Regions from separate parts of the Mus musculus genome. Here region 2 is linked to region 1. A link is a contact called in ENCODE POLR2A ChIA-PET data. All regions are on one chromosome and are shown on one strand. The core of a region is the stretch at or near the end of the contact, and the rest is flanking DNA. Distances in the headings are between cores, read along the strand shown. Region 1 holds the start of Zswim8 (zinc finger SWIM-type containing 8). Region 2 holds the start of Adk (adenosine kinase).

Region 1 (7,439 bases), core at 2,919-5,418:
CTTCGATTGTTCTTCCAGGGCTCAGGTGATGTCTGGCTCCTAGCGTGCCTTCTTGGGAAAAGAAAGGGGAATACAAAGAAATGGTTCAAGCCGGGCGTGGTGGCGCACGCCTTTAATCCCAGCACTTGGGAGGCAGAGGCAGGTGGATTTCTGAGTTCGAGGCCAGCCTGGTCTACAAAGTGAGTGCCAGGACAGCCAGGGCTACACAGAGAAACCCTGTCTCGAAAAACCAAAAAAAAAAAACCAAACGCAAAGAAATGGTTCACACCGCCCTGTGTTAAATTATGTACAGAGTCTCCCATTCATCTGTGACTGGCTCACCCTCACCAAAGTGAGAAAAAGCTAAGTTTTGTCATAGGTTGATCTTCACTAATTTGCTAGCCAGAATAGTAGTTTGAGATGATAACAATCATTTGTACATCCCCAATCCCTTTAAATCCCCTTTTTGTTCCTTTGGGTTTTTTGTTTGTTTGTTTGGGGTGTGTGTGTGTGTGTGTGTGTGTGTATGTGTGTAAGTGCTTGCGTGCTTGAAAATGCAGGGACACATCTGTGGGCACCAGTGCTGTGTGGTGGCCTGAGGTAAACGTCTGGAATTTTCCTCCATTCCTCTTCCACTTTATTCCTTGAGGCAGGGTCTCTTGGGGTTTGGAATATTATAAAAATTATGGGTCTAGGTCAGAATAAGCTAAAGAACTGTGACTTTGTTTTTTGTTTTCTGTTTTCTGTTGTGTTTTCAGGAAGCCAGGAAGATGAGATCAATCCAGGAGTCTCTGGGACAGTCCGAGAGTTTATCTCCCCACAAGATGACCAAGTTGTTACAGAGATTTCCCAACAAATCTCATCTCATCTGAAAATGGAGAAATATTTTCAATGAACTCTCATTTCCAAAAGCTATACAGAGAGGCACGTTTGGGAGGTTTGCGGTTTGCATTTGCATTGCTACGAGTTTTTGAAGGGTAAAATGAGGCAAAATACTTAATTTTGCTCTTTTGAATGAATCGTATTCTGGATGCTGTCTTGAAATAAAATCCTCTAAAAAGAAGTTGGCCATTTCTTCTAATTAGCTGCTTCTCCTCACACCTCCAGCCCCATCCTGAAGAGGAATATCTCTGCCTTTCCCTTCACTGGGCAAGCACCCAACCTCTGAGCCAACCTGAGCACGTCCTTTCTTGGGCTCTATAATCTCCCCAAACCCTGGAAGTTCTTTATTCCTGGGATGCTCTTCATTTCCTTTCTTTTGTTTTGTTTTTGTTTTTTTTTTGTTTTTTTTCTTTTTCTTTTTTGAAAGAGAGTTTCTCTGTGTATTCCTGGCTGTCCTGTAACTCACTCTGTAGACCAGGCCAGTCGCAAACTCCGAGATCGCCTGCCTCTTTCTCCCAAGTGCTGGGATTAAAGGCATGCGCCACCACTGCCCAGTCCAAATATGCTTTTGATGAGCAAGTCTGAATGTCTTTTGTTGCCTTTCAAGTCCTTTACATCATTTAGTCCTTTGGCTTTTAGATACATAAGTAGCAATGAAGTCTGTGTATGCAGAGCCTTTTTGCCATCAGCTGTATTCAGTGAGGGCATACTTCACAAATAGTCTGTCCAAAGTGCTTACTGAAGCAAGTGCATATACTGATACCCAGAGATTCTGTAGATACATATTATTTTATTTGTACAGTTAATATACTTAGGGGCTGGAGAGCTGACTCCATTTAAGGGTACTTGCTACTTTTGTAGAGGACTGACATTGGGTTCCACAGTGACCATCCTAGCTGCCTCACAGCTTCTTGCAACTAGTACCAGGGAGCCTGATAGCAGTGCAATTAGAGACAGATATATACGATAAAAAAAAAATTGTTGGATATGGTGGGTTCTGTTTGTATAGGTGCCCAGGGAGTGGATATGTGGATATATGGATATGTGGCCTTGTTGGATTAGGTGTGTCACTGTCAGAGTGGGCTTAAGACTCTCATCCTAGCTGCCTGGAAGTCAGTCTTCCATTAGTAGCCTTCAGATGAAGATGTAGAATCCTCAGCTCCTCCTGCACCATGCCTGCCTGGATGCTGCCAGTTCCTGCCTTGATAATGGACTGGACCTGTGAACCAGTAAGCCTGCTCCAGTTAAATCTTGTCCTTGTAAGAGTTGCCTTGGTCACGGTGTCTGTTCACAGCAGAAAACCCTAACTAAGACACTGGTACATGCCTTTTCCCCCCAACGCTTAGAAGGCAGGCAGGCAGGCAGACAGGCAGATCTCTGAGCAATGCCATAAAGAGACCCTCAACAAAACAAAACAAAAATCATTTTTAAAAAAGAGTTGCTTTAAAAAAAAAAAGCAAACAGCCTGGTTGTTGTGGGCTCACACCTTTAATCCAGCACAGAGGCTGGCAAGTCTCCGGGTTATAGCCAGCCTGGTCTAAAAAGCGTTCAAGGACAGCAAGGACTACACAGTGAAAACATGTCACAGTGAAACGCCCCCCCCCCCAAAGAAAATTAAAAGTAAAAATTACCAATGATTTAAATACTCTGCCCAGTCTTGCTTAATGTAAAAGTAAGCAGTACTATTTATAAATTTGGTCATTAACTTTTACCTAAGAAATGTGAAGGTAATTTTTTTTCCTGTCCCCTCTGGCAACTATTTCCTTTTTCTATTAAATAATCAGGTAGAGTAGATTATCATGTCTCAATATTTCAGTGACTTTCCACTTAATTCTCCCAAGTGGTATGACTAAGATTTGGTGGGCAATTCACTGTAAATTACTGTTGTTGTTTTTTTTTTCTTACATTCTCCGGTTTGCTGATAGTATTTACTGTCCTCTGGTAGTAGGAATAATTGTGTGAGATTTTATATATGTTCTGCCCCTCCAGGCACAACCAAATTAGCCTTTTCTTAATAGCCGATAGAATTTTTTTTTTTTTTTCAAGACAGGGTTTCTCTGTTTAAAATTTAGCTCTGGCTATCCTGGAACTCACTCTGTAGACCAGGCTGGCCTCGAACTCAGAAATCTGCCTGCCTCTGCCTCCCAAGTGCTGGGATTAAAGGCATGCACCACCGCTGCCCAGCAGTAGCTTATAGTATTAATGTGGTATAGAAATGAGAGTTCTCCATGGTCTAGGTGTGATAATTACTGCAGTGAAGAGGGGTCTTTCCTCATCTCTCAATAGCTAGATTTCCCTATAGTCGTGTATTCCACTATAATTGCCTGGTTCTGCAAGCTGGGTCTTTTAGTTACATGAAGAAGTTCAGTGTTTTGGATACTTTAGACTAAGGAGGGTCAGTAGATTCCCATTAGCCTAATAAGTCTGTCAACTGGGATGAGGAGAAATATATCTAGCCATAGCTGAAATTTAGCATTTCAGTCAGGGTTAAACGATACAATCGACAGTAGCATTAGTGTCCATATAAAATAATCAAGGGTGGTGGCATAGAACCCAGGGCCTTGTAAATGCTAGGCAAACATTATCAATTAAATACCCTGCAGAGGCTGAAGAGGTGGCTCAGTCAACAAAGGCTGGGTTCACAACCAAAAATGTAAGAGTTAAATACCCTGCCAATCTTGGCTTTTAATGTATAAATAAACAGTACTACGTAACACGTTTGTTTTATATGTCTCAATAATTGTATTTAAACCCAATTAATGTGTAATTCATAAACAATCAGGCAAGGTGAAAGGCATCCACGGACTTCACTATACTGATAAAAGGTCTTCATCGCGTGCGCACACGCACACTCGCAGATTAAAAATCCCCAGATTCAAAAGCAGTACGGAGGAAAAGGACATCCATCCATTTCCTGAAATCAAATGCTTTCTTTCCTGGCGCTCCCCTTTAGAAAGCTAAAGTGGCTGGATTATAGGCTTTGGACTGCAACTCCCAGAAGGCAATGCGGCCTAGGCCTAGCCCCGAAGCGTGACAATAACCTATCCAATGGTCACTGCACGGTCCCCTGACAGCCAGCGATTCTCGATGTGAACGGTGTCCACTTCTTTGGGGACACTATGGGTACCAAGTAATTGCTGGAATCTGTGACCCGTTCCTATTCCTTTGGGAGCTGTGTGTGAGAGTGGGCTCGAGAAAACTGCAGGCAGTGCACACACATGTCCCCTACACCCGCCCGTACGCGGTCCAGTCCTCGAGCACGCGAGGGCGGAAGTAGTGATGGCCGGCGCGGCCGGAAGTTCGGATCAGCTGATGGGGGAGGCGGCGCCGCAGCCGCCTAGAGGCCCTGGCCGCCCAGCGCTTCGTCCCGGCCTCGAGTCTCGCAGGCTGGCCACAATCCCCGCTCGCACCTCGCTGTTGGGTGAGGCCCGGCCCGGTGTCCCTCCCAGGCCCGAGATCCTTGCCCGGCACGGCCGCCCTGAGCGCCCCGGCCACCCCCAGCCCCGGCTCGCCCCTCAGGCCCCGGGCCTCCCCTCAGTCCCCGGCCGGCGGCCCAGGCCCCGGATCCGCGGGGGGAGACCCGGCCCCGGGGGGTGCGGGCCCCATGGAGCTGATGTTCGCGGAGTGGGAGGACGGCGAGCGCTTCTCGTTTGAGGATTCCGACCGCTTTGAGGAGGATTCACTCTGTTCGTTCATTTCCGAGGCCGAGAGCCTTTGCCAGAACTGGCGAGGATGGCGCAAACAGTCAGCGGGGCCCAATTCCCCCACTGGAGGCGGTGGCGGAGGTGGCAGTGGCGGTACCAGAACGCGAGGTGAGGATGAGCGGGGAAGACTGCGAGGGGGAGGGGAGCAAGCTGGTCCCGCTTGGGCCTTGCTTGGGAGCTGTCCGGACCGGGAGCTGTCCCAAGCTTAGAGCAGACTTCAGGACTCGCTTCCCTGGCCTTCCAGGGACGGGGTGGCATCTTAACAGCAGAGCCGGGGCGTGGGGGGTAGAAAGATATAGAGGGGAGAAAGGAGAGGAAAGGAGAGAGAGAGAGAAGGAGAGAGAGAGAGAAGGAGAGAGAGACAGAGAGAGAGAAGGAAGAATGAATACACTCACTGGCGCGCGTTCACATAAGCTTGTGTTGTGGCAAAGAACATCCTGGCTTGGCCAGAAAGATCTTTTGTTATTCCGTTACGCCTTAGAGACCAAATACGGGAGAATACCCCTTCTCTGTTTTAAGAATGCTTAACGGAATTTGGCCTTTAGTATACCAGAAGTAGGCAGGAGAGAATGCGGTTAGGCGCAGATTGTTAAAAGGTGATCACGTGAGGTGTGTCACTCTATGGGATGGTGCATGGGTTGCTTTGCTTCCAGGATGTTAATCTCCCCTCATAAACTGCACCAAGAAAGTATTCCACCAAGAGGAACGTGGAAGTGAACTTGCCTGTGAGAAGAGATGCTATAATTCATAGGGTTAAACCAGACTCTTGGCATCTGTTAGAAGCAAAGTCTGGGACCAGTGGGTGGAGCCTTGGACTTCTATATCTGAGGTCTGAGGAGGGCTGTCCTCATGAAGCACCTTTCCTTTGTGTTCCCTTCATTCTTGGTCGTCATGTGAAGTCATGTGTTAGTGCTATGAGAATTTTGCTTTTGGAGCGGGTAGAAAGGAGAGTAAAGATGAAAGAAACCCAGAGGCTTAGAATCTTTTCCCTACTCAGCCCAAGGCAGGTTTTGCCCTGGGCCTTGGTGCAAGTTGGCTTTCTTCAGTAGTTGAAAGGGTTAATGTATGTGTTTTAGCTAGGCCATTCCAAAAGACCTGTTCTGCAAGCTGCAGAGATTTCTGGTGCCCCTTTAGGATCCAGAGGAATTCGCCTATGCCACTTTCTGGGAGGGTAGTATTCAGCTTCTGTTAGGAGAGAAAGCATCTGTGTGTGTGTGTGTGTGCGCGCGCACACACATGTGCAGGTCACAGCAGCGTCAATGGGAATCTTTTGTGATCTCCCTGCTTCTTTTATATGTGAGAATGTGGGTTCTCTCACTTTGGGGGAAGTAACTAAGAACATGGAGGGAAAGAGTTTCACCATGTTGGTGCGGTCCAGCATAGGTTAAGATCTTTGCCCTCTCTCTTCCCTCCCTGCCTGCTAGCCTCTTGAGAGGATCTGGCTGTACAGCTTGGAAGGGTCTTAACCCTCCCTTAACAACCTTCACATCTGGACTGAATATACCATTTCTTCCCCATGCCCTCCTCAGCCACCTTCAGTTGCTTGCTCTTAAAAAGGTTGCTGTTGTTTTTAAAAGGTTCTTTTCTGTTCTGTGATTTTTTTTTTAATCAGTCTTCTAATGTAACTGTTTGCTGTGAGGTCTGTAGTCTGTTATATCACTACTGCTTTTTGTTAAAATAGTGTAGAAAAACCTCGAGTGCTAACTCCTTCCCGTTCCAGGGGAGCTCAGGCACAATAGCCAGGTGCCCCAGGGTACTCAGCTCCCCCTGGCTCTGAGGATGAGAAGTCAGGCTGTGTGGGCCTTGTAGGCTCTTTTGCCTCTTGGGGCCCCTAATTTTTCTGAGTTCTGGCTCATCTTTCCTCCTTAGTGGGGGCCCTGCAGTCATTGAGAGAAAAGGTGATAAGTAAAAAGGCAGCCAGAGGTGAATGCCAAAGAGACAGTGCAGTGTAATAGGAATCCAAACGGAGAATGTGGGAAACTTGGTACTGAGGAGATGGAACACCCACTCGAGTCCTAGAACACACCTATCTGGCCAGAAGTTTCCTAGAATCTCCCTGGTATCTTCTGTTCTGGGCCAGGGCTGGCCACCTGACTGTGTGCGGCTGGAGAATGCCCATCTCCCCTCTCCCAAAAGGAGTTTTAAGGGTCATTATACCTAACAAGAAGGGGTCTGAGTGCTGGCTGCTCTTTTCTTGGCCCTTCATTCAATTCCCAGCACCCGTGTGTGATGGCTGACAACCACCTGTAATCCCAGCTCCAGGGGATCTGACAGTTTCTTCTGCACTCCACGAGCTCCTATACTCACACGCACGAAGTCACACACAGACATATAATAAAAATATAACATTTAAACTTAAGAACATAGCTGGGTGTCATAGCACATGCCTTTAGTCCCAGCACTCGGGAGGCAGAGGCAGGCTGATCTCTTGAGTTCAAGGCTAGCCTGGTCTACCAAGTGAGTTCCAGGACAGTCAGGTATACACAGAGAAACCCTGTCTTAAAGAACAAAAACAAAAAAGTTAACAAACAAATATATATGTATGTGTGTGTATGTGTATTTACAAGAAGAGGGTGTGAGTGTGTACGCACGTGCACAGGTGCCCAGGGTGTGGCACTGGTTCCAAATAATTATTGCAAAATAATTCTGTCCCTTTCTCTTCCACCATCCCAATCTGTGTTTTGGAAGATGGATTGGTAATCCCATTGGTGGAGCTGTCAGCAAAGCAGGTGGCATTTCACATCCCATTTGAAGTGGTAGAGAAAGTTTATCCTCCAGTGCCAGAACAACTCCAACTCCGAATTGCTTTTTGGAGCTTCCCTGAGAATGAAGAGGACATTCGGTGAGTCCAAGTACTGATAATGGGCATGGAGT
Region 2 (7,439 bases), core at 1,280-3,779, 350 kb after region 1:
ACATACAATAATGCAAATAATAAAAATAAACCCCAAATAATAAACAAGTAATAAAAATAAATATCAAAAAATGTTTTACAATTTTCCTTTTTAAAATTTTCCTTTTTATTCTCAAGATAGGGTTTCTCTGTGTAACCTCGGCTGTCCTGGAATTCACTCTGTAGACCAGGCTGGCCTCTAACACAAGAGTCTGCTTGCCTCTACCACCCAAGTGCTGGGATTAAAGGCATATGCCATGACTGCTGGCCACCAATGATCTAACATTTCCAGTCTTTTACCCTCAGCAAATCATACTGTTCCCTACAGACTGTTTGATAAGACTTTTTTTTTCAATAATTTAGATGTGTATTATGTGTATTTGAGTGTGGGTTTGTGCATGTAAATGCAGGTCCATGAGGACCAGGAGCGGACAGTGGATCCCTTAAAGCTGGAGATACAGGGGGTGGGATTAAAACCATCTACTGCTTCGGCCGAGGACCAGAGTTCAGTTCCTAGCACCCATCTCAGGCAGCTCACAACCCAAGTTTTTTAAACTTTAATTTTGTATGTATTTCTGTTTGTATATGTCATGTGAGTGCAGGTACTTGCAGAGGCCAGAAAAGTACATCAGATTCCCTGGAGTTATTGGTTGTTAAGACCTGAACTTGGGTTCTCTGCAGCATCTCCCACACAAATTAGAAAAAAAAAAAAAACCCCAAAACACATGCCTACTTAAAATATATCTATGTCTTATGCATTAAAAGGGGGTTAACTTTTCTGATTCGCAAGTAGTTTTGTTTTTTTTCTTTAAGTTTTTATTGTATTTGTATGGGTGCTCTGTCTGCATATGTATCTGTACACTGAGTGTGCAGTGCCCAAGAAGGCCAGTAGGGGGAGTAGGATCCCCGTGGGACTGGAGTTACAGACAGTTGTCAGCCACTGTGTGAGGGCCAGGAATTGAACCTGGTTCATCAAAAGTGCATCTAGTGCTCTTAACTGACAAGCCATCTCTCCAGCTCCAAGACTTTTTTTTTTAAATCTATACCGAGAATATATGATTGTCATATTTGATGTGATGGGTGATGTTGGTTAAAGTAATTTTAGTGATAACTCAGTAGGATGTTGGCAACGGCATAGCAGTGTGGTTCTTAGCTAAAAGCAGCAAGTAGGTAAAACAAAGATAAGGAGACTGAGATGGCTCATCAAAAAAGGTGTCTGCTAGCAAGCCTAAGGACCTGAGTTTGAGCACTAAGACCCTCATGGTGGAAGGAGAGAATTGTGGCCCAGAAGTTGGTCTCTGAATTCTACATGTATATTGTGGCATGCAACACACATACAACAAACAAATAAATGTAAAAAAAAAATGTTTAAAAACCAGGAAGACACTGAGAAACAGACGATAATAGCAGTGGGACTCTCTCAAAAGGGGGGCACGTTTTCTTCTTTCAATACAGAGGAAGGATTTATATATTTGCCTGCAGAAAATTCCTTTTCTTCTGTGTAATGTGTTTTCAAGTCAAAATCCCAAATGCCACCAAAAAAAAAAAAAAAAAATTCTTTCCCCGCGAGAACGCCGGATTTTTACAGTGACTCAACTTCTCAACTAGGAAGTTAAAGCTTCAATATCAAACAAATCCACTGCATCCAATCAGCCCACCCCTCATTATGTTTCCATTCTCCAGGCCACCTTCTTAGTTTACAGCCCTGTCACCTGTCTCCTGAGAAGCTGCAACACCCTACTCACTGTTTCCCCATCCCAGGCCAGCTCACGCAGGCGCCACCCTATAAAGAGAGCGTTCTTAGCTTCTTCAGGGGACTTGCCCTCCAAGGCCAAACCTGGGGTCCTACAAATTCAAGTCGTCGGTACTGCACCTCACTATAGATGACATTTCCCGTGCCTGGGGTCCAGGGTCCGAGAACCCTACGTGGCAGGTGCACCGCTCCCTTCCGGCCCAGCTGGCTAGAAAGCCCGGACGTGCCGGGCAGGCGCGGCCCCGGTGCACAGCAGCGGGGACGCTCCTGGAGCCCAGGCTAGAGTCCCGAGCCGGAGCTATGCGGTCTACTCCCCGGCTTTGGAGAGGTCTCCAGCCCGGAGACTCCCCGCCCTCACACTCACCCCGACACCTGGGCGACTCAGTGATTCGGTGCCGGGTCCTCTCTGCACCGCAGCTGAAGCAGCAGAGAATGCCGCGAGGACCCCGCGCTCGGAGTGCCCAGCAGATTGCCTGACTAGCAGCCGCAGAGGCACCAAGGAGGTCGGCTGGACTAGATAGACACAACGAGCGGAACGGCGTTCAGTGAGAGGCTCGGTGTCTACAGAGGTTGAAGATCTGACTCTTCCACATTACTCAGGGGCTGAAGGAACGGGGAGGTTGGCACTCCCTGAGCGCAGGCGCTCACCCGCAGCCTAACTCCGTTTGGGGTCCCTTACCGTAGTAATCGAGGTCCTGTAGGGAAGCGCGTAGAGCCAATGGTTATGGACTAGAGTCACGGATTGGGCGGAGCTTGGAGAGGCGGGGCTTAGTGGAAAGGGGGCGGTGACGAGCTGAGGGGCGGGGCCACCGGACTGAGGGGCGGGACGCGCGGCAGAGCCAAACTACGGTGAGAGTGTGAAGATGGCAGCTGCGGACGAGCCCAAGCCCAAAAAGCTCAAGGTGGAAGCGCCACAAGCGCTGAGGTGAGAGCTGCCCTACGTGGGGGAGGAGGGAGATGGCACTCGCAGTGAGCCAAGGCCCACGTGGGCTGGCGCAGCTGGTTGGTGGCTGCGTTCGTGGGGCCAACGCGCTGGACCTGCAGCTCGGGGAGTTGCCCGCGTAGCTGCTGTTCCCCTCAGTGCCCTCTTGTTCTGGACTCTGCTCAGGTGCATTCTCGGCCCTGGCAGCCACTGACCAATCAGAGCTGCTGGCCCGGGGGCCGAGCCTTCCTCTGGCGCCACGTGCTTGTCTTCGCGGGCCGCGCTAGCGCGACCCCAAAGGACCTATCTGGAGCTGCATCCTTTCCTAGGGTATTTAGCGGGAAGGCGCCCGGCGCCTCCTGGACCCTGGTAAAAGATAACATTCTTGGAATTCTTCAGAAGGCGTTGCAGAAGAGCGTTTTGAGTTTTCCGTCAGCTTTCTGAAATCATCTTTGGAGACCCCCTTCATGGGACCCCCAAGCAACCTCAGGCTTAGGTTAGGAAAGTTTTTGTTTGTTTTTCTTTTTTTCCCCTTTGCATATTTGGCAGGAGCGGAGAGCTCTCTCTCCCAACACCTGACGCACAATTGATGTTGCAACTTTCATTTACAAAAAGCCGTTCGTTTTTTTAAAAAAAATTTCTTCCTAATAAGTATAAAGTCCAGCGCGCTCAGTGTCTGATGACTTTGAAGTGCTCATTGGAAGGCAGTGATTTTGCTACCTAAAAATAGACGCATCAAACTGATTTAAAACCGTGGGCCTGTTACTGATTATACAAGGCAAATTCCATTTATTTCAACATATTTTTTCCATGTTCAAAAGGAGAATTGATTCACAACTGAAAAGGAAAGTTGGGGGGTCCCAAATCATGTTCTTGGTGGAATGGGTCTGAGCAGGTCCCTTTTAGTGGGTTTATTTAGTGCCTATTATTCTTAGAAGGTTATTGTGCATGTCTAATACCACAAACGTAAAACATTAAAAAAAAAACAACCAAAAAACTGAGGATGTTTTATTTTAAATTTTAGATTATCTGGGTCAGTGAGATGGCTCAGCAGATAAGGGCATTTGCTGCCAAGTCGGATGACCTGAGTTCAGTCAGACTCCAGGACACACGTGGTGGACGGAGTGAACCTATTCTGTTCTTCTGTTGTCCTCTGGCCCCGCCCACTGAATAAACGCATACTGTCTCCTTAGATTTTCTTTTAATAAAAATGATACTTTATATATTATGATGATCCATTTTAACAGTGCTTACCATCTGAAGTAACGGTATAAAGAAGCCTCCATGAAAGAAATGCAGGGATTAACCTTATTTTACAGGTGAGGATATTGAAGCTCAAAGAAAACATTTAAGAAAGGAAAATTCGAACCCTGGGCATCAGGATTCAAGTTTATTATTTGGTTCTAGTGTGTTTACACAACATCCAAGACATGCTTCTATTCGAGTATGCATTTTTAAAAATGATCCATGGTAATGATTAATACTTAGATATGTATATGCCAGGTGCTGTTTCTGCATTCTACGTATTTTAACTCAAATCCAAACCAACCTGATAAGACCATTTCTATAATTATCTCAATTTTACCAAAAATGAAGAGCCATATACATATCTGTCTATTTAAAATTGTAGATAATTTAGAGGAATAAAATTCACTTTCCATAATGCTAACCTATTGCTTTCTGCACAGGTGAAGTTAAAAGATTTTGACTGTATGGATTCTTTAATTTTATGCAGAGACCTTTGAGTAGACTGTTCCTCCCTTTGTTAGTTAGGATTGCTGAATGATAATGCATTTCGGCTGAATTGCTCTATGATTTTCCTGGCAGTTAAGAGATTTCTACCAATTTTGTTTAACTGTGAGAGAAAACAGCATAAATTGTAGGCACAGTTTAATGTATAGAATTCGTCAGTGGAGAACATATAAATTAGTAAAAAGCATTTATAGATATTAGGAAAAGAATTTAGGAATTTGTGAGTTGTCAGTTATCTTTAGGAAAATAGTTCTTATTTTTATTTATGTGTATGTGTGTGTGTTTGTGTGAATGTGTGTCACATGTATGCCAGAAGAGGGCTTTGTATGCCCTGGATCTAGAGTTGAAGAGAATCAGTTATGAGCCATCTGACGTGGGTGCTGGGAGCCCAATCAGCTCTTCTGAAAGAGCAGTTTGCTCTTAACCATTGAGCCATCCTTCCAGCCTAGGAAGTGATTTTTAACTTGGGGAATTTTATCTTAGACGAAACATTTAGCAAAACTTGGTGATAATTTTGGTGGAGTAGGGGAGTGGAGTAAAGTTTAAAGATGCTGGTGAGATGGCTCAGAGAGGAAAAGTGCTTGCTGCCAAGCCTAATGACCTGTGTTAATCCAGATCCAGGACCCATGTGGTGCTTTCAATAGGAATGGTCCTCATGGACTTACCTGTTTGAATGCTAGGCCCATAATAAGTAGTGCTGTTAGGAGGTATGGCCTTGTTGGAGTAGGTGTGGCTTTATTGGAGGAAGTGTGTCACTATGGCTTTCAGGTCTCACTATGCTCAAGCTAGGCATAGTGCAATAAGGATTCTTCTGTCATCTATGGATCAAGAATCGGACTCTCAGCTCCTTCAGCACTGTGCCCACCTGTACACCATCATGCTTCCCACCATGAGGATAATGGACTAAATCTCCGAAACCCAGCCCCAATTAAATGTTTCCTTTATAAGAGTTGCTGTCCTCAGCCGGACATGGTGGCGCATGCCTTTAATCCCAGCACTTGGGAGGCAGAGGCAGGCGGATTTCTACAAAGTGAGTTTCAGGACAGCCAGAGCTATACAGAGAAACCCTGTCTCGAAAAACCAAAAAAAAAAAAAAAAGTTGCCGTCCTCATGCTGTCTCTTCACAGCAATGAACCCTTACTAAGACAGCCCGTTTGGTATGCACTTATACACGCACACAGACAATAAACAAACAACTAAATGTGATTTAAAACAAGCGAAAAGCTGGCATGGTGGCCCATGTCTTTAATCCCTGCAGTTTGGACGCAGAGGCAGAGGCAGGCTCGGGTCAACCAAGGTTATATAGTGAGTCCCTTTGTAAACCACAACATCTGACAGCTGTAGAGATTTCCTTGTTTGGTCTCCCATCATGATGCTCCGACCAATGCATAATGGTGTTTCTGGGCATCTTATCAGTACAGAAGAAATCCCTCTGTGATCGAGATTGTCAGGCTAAAACTGTCAGGATTGTTGAGAGTGAGAAACTGCTTTGGGAGGCCCATCTGACAAGAGTTTTTCCTTTCTTATTCTTTACCATTTGTTAAGCTGCTTGCTTTTCAGGGCCTGGAAGTTGCTAAGATTTCAAAGAATCAGATTGTAACATGTTTTCATTTGAGGAGAAAGAAACTGAGTATCAGACATTTACACAAGGACTACTCAATTTTCTTTTCTCTGCTTTGGAAATCTTAGCCAAGCTCACTGCCTCAGGGGTCACCTCTAAGAAGACACAGCATCTTCCAAGTAGTGTTGAACACATGCCCAGTCTGTTCTTTCGGTCTGTCTTTCAAGTGTGTGCTATTTCAGGCACTGTGCTAGGAACTGAGTATGGAGAAAGAAAAAGGTAAGATCCAGGTGCTAGTCTACTCCTGTGAACTAAGCGGAACTTGTGAAAAATACAAGGTGATCATTATTAACCTGACTAGAAGCTAACTAGGTGGGAAGTAAGGAGTTTGCCTTTACAGGGAAATTATTCTGAAGGCGGGGCCTCTTAGGATGGGAGATATAACTCAGCCTGACTGGAGTAGAAGGTAATAAGTGTCTAGGCTTCATTTGGGGCATTTTTTATTTTATTTTATTATTATTATTATTATTATTATTTTTGGTTTTTTGAGACAGGGTTTCTCTGTATAGCCCTGGCTGTCCTGGAACTCACTCTGTAGACCAGGCTGGCCTCGAACTCAGAAATCCGCCTGCCTCTGCCTCCAGAGAGCTGGGATTAAAGGTGTGTGCCACCACGGCCGGCAATTTTGGGCATTTTCACGTGTGAGATCTTTGTATTCTCAGGTCTCACAATCTCAGGTCTCCCAGGCTGACTTTGACCTTGATTTGGAACCAAGGATGACCTTGAACTTCTAGTCTTTTTGCTTTCACCTCGCCAGTGCTGGGATTTCCAGGCTGCCATCACACAGTCTTCAGAAGCCAGGTTTAACTGTTGAGTTTCTCTAAGTGACTTGCTGATCTTTAAGATCACATATATGCAAGTGAGTCCATCTCTTGTCCTAAATCCTGGCCTTCAGCAGTTGTCCCCACATTAGTTAGTAGCACTACTAATCTCCTGTTGTCTGAAGTTTAGACTTTACCCTGGCTTAGATTTCTTCTTAGCTTTCTAAGTAGATTCTATGTCTCCAATTTCAAGTTCTGCCTTACCTACTGTAGACACAGCTCTACTTGATCATTAGAGTAAATACTTGTAAGCTATGAATTTGGTATTAGGAAAGATTGAGTCCCAAGAGCCAGTTATCGTGATTCCTTCTGATCTAAATGATTAAAGATTGTTCAGAGGGTATGGGGAAGGATGGTTCAGTTGGTAAAACATTTATCTTGTAAGCAGGGGCATCTGGGTTTGATACCAGAGCACATATAGATGCCAAGTATAGTGGTGCAGTCTACTGGAAAGCAGCACAGGGAAGGTGAGGACACAGTTTGTAGGCTGATTGGCAAGCTGTAGGCCAATGAGAAACTGTCAAAGGGGGCTGGCTACATTCCCAAGAATGATACCTAAGGTTGTCTTCTGTACTCTATAGGTTCAGTGAAC

What was found. ChIA-PET counts read pairs that join two places held with the same protein, here RNA polymerase II (POLR2A).
Region 2: POLR2A ChIA-PET joins it to region 1 with 10 read pairs in Patski. The contact joins the promoter of Adk here to the promoter of Zswim8 in region 1. POLR2A ChIA-PET finds 5 or more read pairs at or near these places in 2 of 5 experiments (Patski and embryonic stem cell).

Annotation. Positions count from the first base shown.
Region 1 is chr14:20,703,384-20,710,822 of GRCm38, forward strand. It overlaps Zswim8 (zinc finger SWIM-type containing 8), which reads left to right and starts at 4,169. Exons shown (of 26, transcript NM_027996.3): 1 at 4,169-4,673; 2 at 7,254-7,407. The coding sequence starts at 4,466. It overlaps Chchd1 (coiled-coil-helix-coiled-coil-helix domain containing 1), which reads left to right. Exons shown (of 3, transcript NM_025366.3): 2 at 1-25; 3 at 738-1,042. The coding sequence ends at 851.
Region 2 is chr14:21,050,045-21,057,483 of GRCm38, forward strand. It overlaps Adk (adenosine kinase), which reads left to right and starts at 2,530. Exons shown (of 11, transcript NM_134079.4): 1 at 2,530-2,656. The coding sequence starts at 2,595. Ap3m1 (adaptor-related protein complex 3, mu 1 subunit) reads right to left here and starts at 2,398. Exons shown (of 9, transcript NM_018829.4): 1 at 2,096-2,398.